Regions from separate parts of the Homo sapiens genome. Here region 1 is linked to region 2. Evidence: chromatin contacts called from ENCODE Hi-C data. All regions are on one chromosome and are shown on one strand. Each heading gives the region's core, a stretch centred on a gene start or an enhancer-like site at or near the end of the contact. The rest is flanking DNA. Distances are from core to core; before and after follow the strand shown. Region 1 holds the start of CEP78 (centrosomal protein 78). Region 2 overlaps LOC105376093 (a long non-coding RNA gene).

Region 1 (4,635 bases), core at 720-3,219, 1.7 Mb before region 2:
AAGCAACTCTCGTGCCTCAGCCTCCCAAGTAGCTGGGATTACAGGTGCCCGCCACCACGCCCGGCTAATTTTTTTTTTTTTTTTTTTTGTATTTTTAGTACAGATGGGGTTTCACCATGTTGGTGAGCCTGGTCTCGAACTCCTGACCTCAGGTGATCCACACCCCCCCGCCTTGGCCTCCCAAAGTGCTGGGATTACAGGCATAAGCCACGGTGCCCGGCCCCAGCCCTTCTTTTCTATACCTTAGTTTGGGCCATTAGATTACAATTCACCATCCTTCCAATTTTAATTTGTCTTCCATATGGAGGCTAGACTGAGCTCCTACGGAAATTCCATCTCATCATCCTACAGCGGTTTCCCAAAACCTTCAGGATAAACATCCAACTCTATGACAGGACAAACGAGGACCCTCCCTGTTTGGCCCCCACAAGGTTTCCAGCCTCAACTCTCTCTGCTCTTTCTCAAACCTAAATTCCAGTCCTGTAACTCAGCTTGCATACTCTCTCCTATTTCCAAAACTTTTGCACAAACTGTTCCTTCCTGTTACCTAGCTAGCGTCTATAGGAAGCTGCCTCCATTATGTAGAAAATGCTAAGTGCTCAAAGGAATAACAGCATTTTGTCATATATCATAGTTGACCTAACATATTTTCCGAATAATCAGAGAGTCTGGATCCCTAATTATACCACTATACATTTACAAATGGCTTGTATTTGTAAAGCACTTTACAAACTTCTTATATACACCTTAAAAAATGAAGACAGGCCGGGCGCGGTGGCTCATGCCTGTAATCCCAGCACTTTGGAAGGCCGAAGCGGGCGGATCACCTGAGGTCAGGAGTTCGAGACCAGCCTGGCTAACATGGTGAAACCCCATCTCTACTAAAAATACAAAAATTAGCCGGGCATGGTGGCGCGCGCCTGTAATCCCAGCTACTCGGGAGGTTGAGGCAGGAGAATCACTTGAACCCGGGAGGCGGAGGTTGCAGTGAGCCGAGATCTTGCCACTGCATTCCAGCCTGGGCGACAGAGTGAAACAGTGTCTCAAAAAAAAAAAAAAAAAAAAAAAAAAAAAGACAAAGGCTGACATGTATTAATTTCCTACCTGCTTAGTTCTCTATCAGGCAAATCAAAGTCATTCAATAAAATAGGTAACATCTGTCAAATGTTTAATGATGTCCCAAACTGTGCTAAGAGCTCTGCAGGCATCAGCAGCGCAGGGAATCCTTGCGAAGGCGCACATAACCTGGGTCTCGTTATTAAGCCCATGTTACGGATGAGCACACTGAAGCCCTAGAGACCTTAAGCCACTCACCTAGCTCGTGAGTGTCCAGGCCGCACACCCCTTCTATTGCACACATACCCCGACAATGGACACCACTCACCTAAAAACCCACTTCGCCGCACCGACTGAGGGGCCCTGGAGGCGGGAACTACAAACCTGTGTCCCCCAGCCAGGGCTGGAAGAAGCTCTTGATGGAGACCAAGGGCAGGTCTTTATTGATCTTGAGGGTGCTCAGCAGAGGCGCCCAGTCCACCCCGCGGAGGCGGTCGGCGTTGAAATCCAGCACGCCCTCCCGGAGACAGGCGCGCACGGCGGGCAGCGGCACCGAGTTCTGCAGCGCGCACAGGTACTCGTAGTGGGAGAAGAAGTCCGCCGCGCTGTCGCGGCGCAGCTTCACGGAGTCGATCATGGCCCGAGGGCGGCCTCGGGGGATGCCCGCCGCGGAGACGCCGCCCGCGCCCACCCAAGAACGCTGAGTCGCAACCCGGCCGCTCCGGCACCCACGGCCAGGCGATAGCGGCAGCCCCGCACCGGGCTCAGGAGCGGTGATTCGGTCGGAAGACGCAAGGCCAGAGCCCCAAGCTAGGCCGGCCCCTCAACGCCCCACTCCCGCGCTGCCTCCCGCCCTGCGGCCCAAGCAGTTGGCGCCCGCCTCATAGTCCTCTGAGGCGCCGGGATTCAAGCCGGTGGGCGGTGCCGTGGAACGGTGCGCCAAGACGTCAACGTGCTCGCTGTGCGTCGGCACGCAGGTCCCGCCTCCTGAGGACGGGTGAGTTCGCTGCTACCTGAGATAGTGGTCGGGAGAGTTTGAGGGTTTGCGAAAGAGTTTACTGATCGATCCGAATAAAAGTGAAATGTGTGGTCGGGCGCGGTGGCCCACGCCTGTAATCCCAGCACTGTGTGAGGCGGGGGCGAGCGGATCACCTGGGGTCAGGAGTTCGAGACCAGCCTGGCCAACATGGCGAAACCCCGTCTCAATTAAAAATACAAACATTAGCCGGGCATGGTGGCGGGCGCCTGTAATCCCAGCTACTCGCCTGTAATCCCAGCTGAGGAAGGAAAATCGCTAGAACCCGGGAGGCGGAGGCTGCAGTGAGCCGAGATCTTGCCATTGCACTCCAGCCTGGGCGACAAGAGCGAAACTCCGTCTCAAAAAAAGAAAGAAAATAAAAAGTGAAATGTGGATGTAACAACGCACTTTTAAAAAAAGTCTAAACATCTGAGGAATGTGTCTGTGCTTGCAGTGTCCAGCCAGCACAGAGACTGCACTCAAGGGATGTGGGAACGGCTGATTGAACGTGAACTGCGGTCATTAAATCTTTTATGTCTGTGTTAATATCTACAAATAAGCCTTAATTTCTGTAGTTTCTGCATATCTCACACGGTTCCTGGCAAATTGAAGAGTGTTTCATGAATTCAGGACTTTATTGTGTTTGCTGTGAATCAGTTTGTTTTGTACTGACGATGATGTTGGCTAACTCCCTTGTAACTAGTACTTATTTGAAATAATGTCCTCGGGATTATTTTAAGCAATGTTTAAGTATGAAATCATTTCATTCTCCTAACATCTCAAGGAATATACTATTATATTCTACTTTACAAAAGGGGAAACTGAGGAACGGGGAAGTTAAGTGGAAGCTAAGTGGAAGAATCCAGATAATTGACCTCTCCTTCTATTGGTATGCAATTGCTAGAGCAATGATAGTCCTCCGGTAGAGCCTTAGACATTGTGTTTATTGCATTCCTGTTCCACCCACTGCATTCCGGATACTCCAACTTACTTCCAACACACATATGCAGGCGTCTCTAAAATTCCGGAGATATGGTCACCAATTATTTTTATGTGCGACATGCTCAAATCTTAATATAGTAAACGCTTGTATATTCATAAACCAGCTTAATAAATGAAACATTACCATTCCTGTTGAAGAGCTTTGTGTAACCACCTTCCCAATCACGACTACTCTCTGACTCTGAGATAACTGCTCTTCTGAACTTGGTATTCATCGTTGCAATGTATGTCTTTATATTTCTGCTACATATGTAAGTAAGCAGTATATAACATTCTATATTTTCTTTTCCTACTTTACTTATCGTTACCTTTACTAGGTCCATCCGTGTTGACATATAGAGATATTCATTTATTTTCCCTGTTGTTATATGGGAGTTCCATGTAGAAACATACAGTAATGTGTCTGTTTTTCTGTTGATGGTAATTTAAATTGTTTCCAACTTTACGATTTCTTTGTTGCTCTATCCATTTTCTTTCTAGTCTCCAGCATCAATTAATGTAGTGTCCATTACCTTTTTAAAGCTCCCTCCTCCCTGTTTCCCATGAAGCCACCTGATTTCTTTTTCTTTACCTCTCGAATTTCTTCTTCTCAGTCTCATTCTTTGGCTTCTCTTGCATATCCACTCTAAATATTGCTGTTCGTCAGGTTTCTACCCTCAGCTTTCACCCCTTCTGACATTTTACAGTTTCTCTGGGTGTTCTTGTCTTCTGCTCAGCCTTAACTTCCCCACTCTAGGCAGATTACTTCTAACACAGATAGATCTCTTCATCCATTAAATTGCCCCCTAGAAAGCCAAGATTTCTCACTGCCCTCAGTGTCAGATCTATGTCACGTAGCTTGACATACAAGCTCCTTCATAATTTGACTATCTCTGTTGTCTCTCTCCTTGCTACATTCTTCCTGGCATGTCTTCTCTAGATACACAGAACTGCTTGAACTTTCTGATGTCCTATTGTTGCTGTCTGGGTCTTTTCATAGGCTGCTCCTTTATTTAGTCGGCTAACTTCCATTCTTTTCCCAGCCTTGGTTTGGGGCACCTTCCCTAGAAAGCCTGTTTCTCTCTAACCCTCATCTCTCCTCCCTTGCTTGTTTAGCACCTCACTGCTGTGCTCCCTGACATCCCTGTAGCATAACACTTAGAACATCCAATGATAAACATCTTTTTAGATGGTTTTCCTTCCAGAGTCTGAAAGCCCTTTGAAGGCAAGAACCATGTCTCATTCATGCTTACATTCCCTATGCCTAGCACAGTGTTAGCACAGAGAAAGTGCTAACTAATGACTAATTGTAGGAACATTCTTCCCTATTATCCCCGCAAGCTATTGCCAGCACCCTGTAGCCACTGCCTATGAATGCAGCTCAGAGAAGTCTTCCTCATATTAATAATCATTTAACATATTCATTTAAAATTTATGTTTCCTGTGCTTACTTATTTTTAGTGTGGCAAGATTTCTTTCAAGGCTTGCCTGATAATCTCTTCTCTGCTTCAGTTAAATTATGACTTAATAGTTGCTTCAAAAAAAGAATGGCTCCAGTTCTCCTTTCAGCATCTGGTGGG
Region 2 (4,575 bases), core at 249-2,748:
AAAGATATCTCAATATATGTGTGAATTTTTTTTTTTGACGGAGTCTCACTCTGTCGCCCAGGCTAGAGTGCAGTGGTGTGTTCTCGGCTCACTGCAAGCTCCGCCTCCCGGGCTCATGCCATTTTCCTACCTCAGCCTCCCGAGTAGCTGGGACTACAGGTGCCTGCCACCACGGCTGGCTAATTTTCTGTATTTTTAGTAGAGATGGGGTTTCACCGTGTTAGCCAGGATGGTCTCGATCTCCTGACCTTGTGATCCACCCGCCTCAGCCTCCCAAAGTCCTGGGATTACAGGCGTGAGCCACTGCGCCTGGCCTCAGCTGATCTTCTGATGGGCATCAAAGCCACTAGGGGTGAGGGTCCCAGAAGGGAAGGACCTTTTCAAGTCCCTTCCACACCATGCAGGTGTGAATTTAACACTTGACAAAAGTGTTATTTCAACTCAAGGAAAAAAGAATGGGTTACTTAATAAGTGATGCTAACACAACTACCAAGTCACAAAAAGAGAATAAAAGTAGACCTCTGTCTCACACAATACAAAATGGTATAAATTACATAAAGAATGAAGGCTCAGAGCTGGGCACAGTGACTCAAGCCTGCAATCCCAGCACTTTGGGAGGCCGAGGCGGGAGGATTACTTGAGGCTAGGAGTTCAAGACCAGTCCAGGCTGCATAGTGAGACCCCCATCTCTACAAAAAAATTTAAATGTAGCCAAGCATCGTGACATGTGCCTGTAGTCCCACCTACTTTCTGAGACAGGAGGATTGCTTGAGCCCAGGAGTTTGAGGCTGCAGTGAGCTATGTTTGGGCCACTGCACTGTAGCCTGGGCAACAGAGCTAGATCCTATCTCTATTTTAAAAAAGAAAAGAAAAGAATGAAGTCTCAAATGCAAACTAAAACAAAAAAATCATGTAAGAAAACCTAGAGTATGTACAAACTAGAGATGAGGCATACCTTCTTAACAGAGACTGGAATCCCACAAACTTAAGAGAAAAAAAAAACAGAAATATTTGAACATAAACAGATACAAATCCCTTATCTGAAAAATGTGCCAGGTACAAAATCAACTGACAAAAAAAGTTCAAAAAAATGTGTCATGCCAAAGCCAAGGGTCAGTGTCTGTAACATGCAACAAGCTCTTGCAAATAGACAAGAATGAGACAAATAACTCAAAAACCAGCATGAGCTGCCTGCCTGTCAGTTGCCCCATTTTTTTCATCTTTCTATCTCTAAGAGAGGCTGGCTCATCTTGAAGCAGAATGTTCAGAGTCTTGAAATACTACTATTTCATAATTCTGAAGCTGTTAAAACCAAGTAAATGATGACTTTGCTGGTGACTAATACAAAAATGGTTATCTGTTCCTGCCAGTGAGAGAATCAAGTATTTTTCACTTCTCTCTGGCACATTTAAACTGAAAGAAGAATGCCCTTATTCATTGGGTTTCTTTCCTTCTCTTTCTCTCTTTTAGAGTTCACTTAAAAGTTTCCATGATGAGCTTAGTTTCAGATTTGTTTTCTTTTTTTGCAGTAACAGCACTTAATGTTGTTTTGCTTTGCAGAGTAATTCTTCCATCGGAATTTCAGATTTTATTTTATTTTATTTCATTTTATTTTTGAGACAGAGTCTCACTCTGTCCCCTAGGCTGGAGTGCAGTGGCATGATCTCAGCTCACTGCAACCTTCACCTCCCAGGTTCAAGTGATTCTCCTGCCTTAGCCTCCTGGGTAACTGGAATTACAGGCACGTGCCACCAGGTCCAGCTATGAATTTCAGATTTTAAAGTGGGGTATTTTGTTATTTGCAGTATGTCAACTTTCCCCCTCTTCATTTACTCAGTAAGCTTAAGCTAGGTTTGAAAAGAAAATAATAATGACCCAGAGTTGGCAACATAGGGGGAAAATAGAACCTCATCATGTGCCTAAGCCTGTATGCTCACTCACTTGTTACACCCACAAAAGAACTTTCTATTTTAATTCAAATTCTTCCTTCCTCTTCTAAAATATCAATCCAGGCTAAAAACAATGTATGTTTGTACTGAAATCTAAATATATGTTCTACAGAAATTCTAGATCACATCTGTGGTGCCAAGGGGCAGAGAGGGACAAATAAAAGTTTTCTTCAAAAACAATATGACAGAAGGGAGTAGCTGGCTTCAGTCTGACTTTCCTACCCTCTCTAAGCCTCAGTTTCCTCATCTGTAAAATGGGAGGGAAATTAGTACCTACCCCATACGGTTGTTTTGGAGATTAAATCAGATAATGCATATGATTTAGCCAAAGAGCGTTGGATTAGTAAGATCTCAATAAATGTTGATTATTATTAGTTTGTTCTTATGTAGGGCCACCAGCACTTGATTAGAAGAGTGGCTGTTTCCATCTCTCTTCCTGGAGGTCATTTTGCCTCTGCAATGTGGAGGGTAAGCCAGCAGTGGTTTTCAAACTGTTCTCAGAGCCCTGGGATTCCACAGAGAGGCCTGTGGGCTGTAGAGGGATCAGCGTGAGGCTGAGATGGTGGGTGAGACTCTGAGACTCCCACTATAGCTTTGATTTTTTTCTATTTTATATAAAAGGAACCTGCCTACATTTCACTTCAAAAACCATTAATCTTTTAATTCTGCAAGGCTAAGGCAATTCTGTTATTCTGTGGGCATTCCTCCTTTTTAAAATGACTTTTCCTAGCTTTTTAGTAATCTTTTTTTTCTTCATTATCCATCCTTAACCACCTGATCCCTCCTGAGAGAAACAAAGCATTCAAGAAGCCACATCTGTGTTAGTATGAATTACTTTGATGTATTATGCCTTTGGGGAGGTGCTTGCATTTTAAAAGAGTCCAAACAAGAAGAGGATAAATAGGATAAAGAAAGATTGCTTTTCTGTTGACAGAAATCCTGGCACTACGGGGAAGACTTTTGAGGGTGGGGTGAGAGGGAAGTCTTTTGTAAAACTGCTAAAATGGCAACTCTAACCATGCCTTAATGAAATAATAACAGCGACTAGCACTGGTAAAGAGATTCTGACTTATACAACAATTTAATCTCCATCTTCTTGGCTGATTTAACACGAGCCTCCTGTAAATGAGGTGCTACTGTTTTCCCATGTCCATTTCCAAGACAAGGACATAGAGGCCCTGCATGGCTCAGTGACTCACCTCAGTTGGCAGAGTTAGGCCCTGACTCGAGTCTCGGGCACTCTCCCCAGGACCACACTGCTACCTCCACCCATTTGGGAAGCCAAGCCTGCTGATACCCAAGGCACCGACTTTTGAACACTCCCTTTGCAGAAATGGCACAAGCTGGGCCACTCATTTTTCTGATGCTTCCTCCTTGGAAAGAAAGGAATGGCTGTAGCAGAACTGTCAGCTCTCAATGAGCTCTTTGTGCAAGTAAATTCCAGAGTTTTTATGAACGATGATTACAGCAAGGGCTGCTTTCCCCCCCCAGTAGTTATGGTCAAAAGATTGCTGTTTCAGCCATGCCTGGCATTCCTCCAGAAAACTCCTGGATATATGCACTATGAGTTGCAGACTTGTGGATTATTGAACCTAGGAGACTGAAGAAACCAAGAAGCTCTCGATTTTAATGAGTAAATGTTTCTTTCCATGTCAAAATCCCTGGTGACACAATTTTTTAAAGTTCCAGAAAGTAAACATAAATGTCATTAATCACTGGAGGAAAGGTTATCTTTTTCTATCATATTTCCACAGAGCAAAGTTGCCTGGTTTTTACTTATACATGTCTATCAAGACTAACTGGCATGAGGACATGTGTGTAATAAGCTCTCAACATATATATTTGTTAATGAATGAGTGAATTAGTATATCCTTTAATTTGGAGGCCAAGCAATCATGATAGCAAAAGCAACAGAAACAACATGATAACTTCCTCTGGGATAGCCCTTCACTATGGTGGACTCTGAAAATTCTAGCACACAGCACTGAAGTTAATTGCTTACTGCACTCAGGGAGATCACTACCTTGACCATCTTCGCCATTGAGTAGGGAAAAATAAGTTGGAATATTGATGATATTTGAGGGTGTGGATGAAAGCAAGCTTTTCATTGCAGGAGCTTGAGATATAGTAGTTTAGGACTGGTAGACACAGCAAGGCAAGAATTTTGAGACAGAATTTTGAAGAGTCTTGGAGAGAAAATCCATTTGTTACAATTCAGTGAAGGGTTCCACAGTATGATGTTCATTCAAATAAATTTTTCCAAAGATATTTGCAACTTTTATTATTCTGAGCAAGAGGTTCCTGGAGTGGAAAAATCATGGTGATGAAGACAGAGGAGGAATAAGGTCATATTCATGAAGCCAAATAGTACAATCAGTTTCACCAACACCAGGGTTTGCAAACCATAGCCCAAAGGCCCAATCTGGTCCATGCCCAGTTTTTATAGTTTTATTGGAGCAGTCCTATGTTCATTCCTTCAAATGTTGTCTGTGACTGCTTCCATGCTACAAACACAGAGTTAAATGGTTATGAAAGAGACCATATGGCCACAGAGCCTAAAATAGTTACTATCAGGCCCTTTACAGGAAAAGTTTGCCAACCCCTGATATGGATGGTAAGCTGTGTG

Evidence for each region. A loop is a pair of places that touch in the nucleus more often than their neighbours do. Pooled maps may share reads with other maps.
Region 1: a map with no recorded cell type shows a loop between it and region 2 (8-fold over the local background). The contact joins the promoter of CEP78 here to the enhancer-like site in region 2. A Hi-C loop is called at or near these places in 1 of 168 maps with a recorded cell type or tissue (tibial artery), 1 of 37 single-sample maps with no recorded cell type and 2 of 50 pooled maps.

The regions. Positions count from the first base shown.
Region 1 is chr9:78,233,409-78,238,043 of GRCh38, reverse strand. CEP78 (centrosomal protein 78) reads right to left here and starts at 1,969. Exons shown (of 17, transcript NM_001330691.3): 1 at 1,441-1,969. The coding sequence starts at 1,693. RefSeq lists a silencer at 1,576-1,945 and an enhancer at 1,571-2,240.
Region 2 is chr9:76,559,439-76,564,013 of GRCh38, reverse strand. LOC105376093 (a long non-coding RNA gene) reads right to left here. Exons shown (of 3, transcript XR_007061584.1): 1 at 3,149-4,575. Among named protein-coding and RNA genes, the nearest start is that of GCNT1, 100 kb to the right of the region's middle. Within about 2 kb of position 1,498, at least 5 of the 41 ENCODE cell types and tissues checked have a DNase peak (open chromatin) inside an H3K27ac peak, as active enhancers do.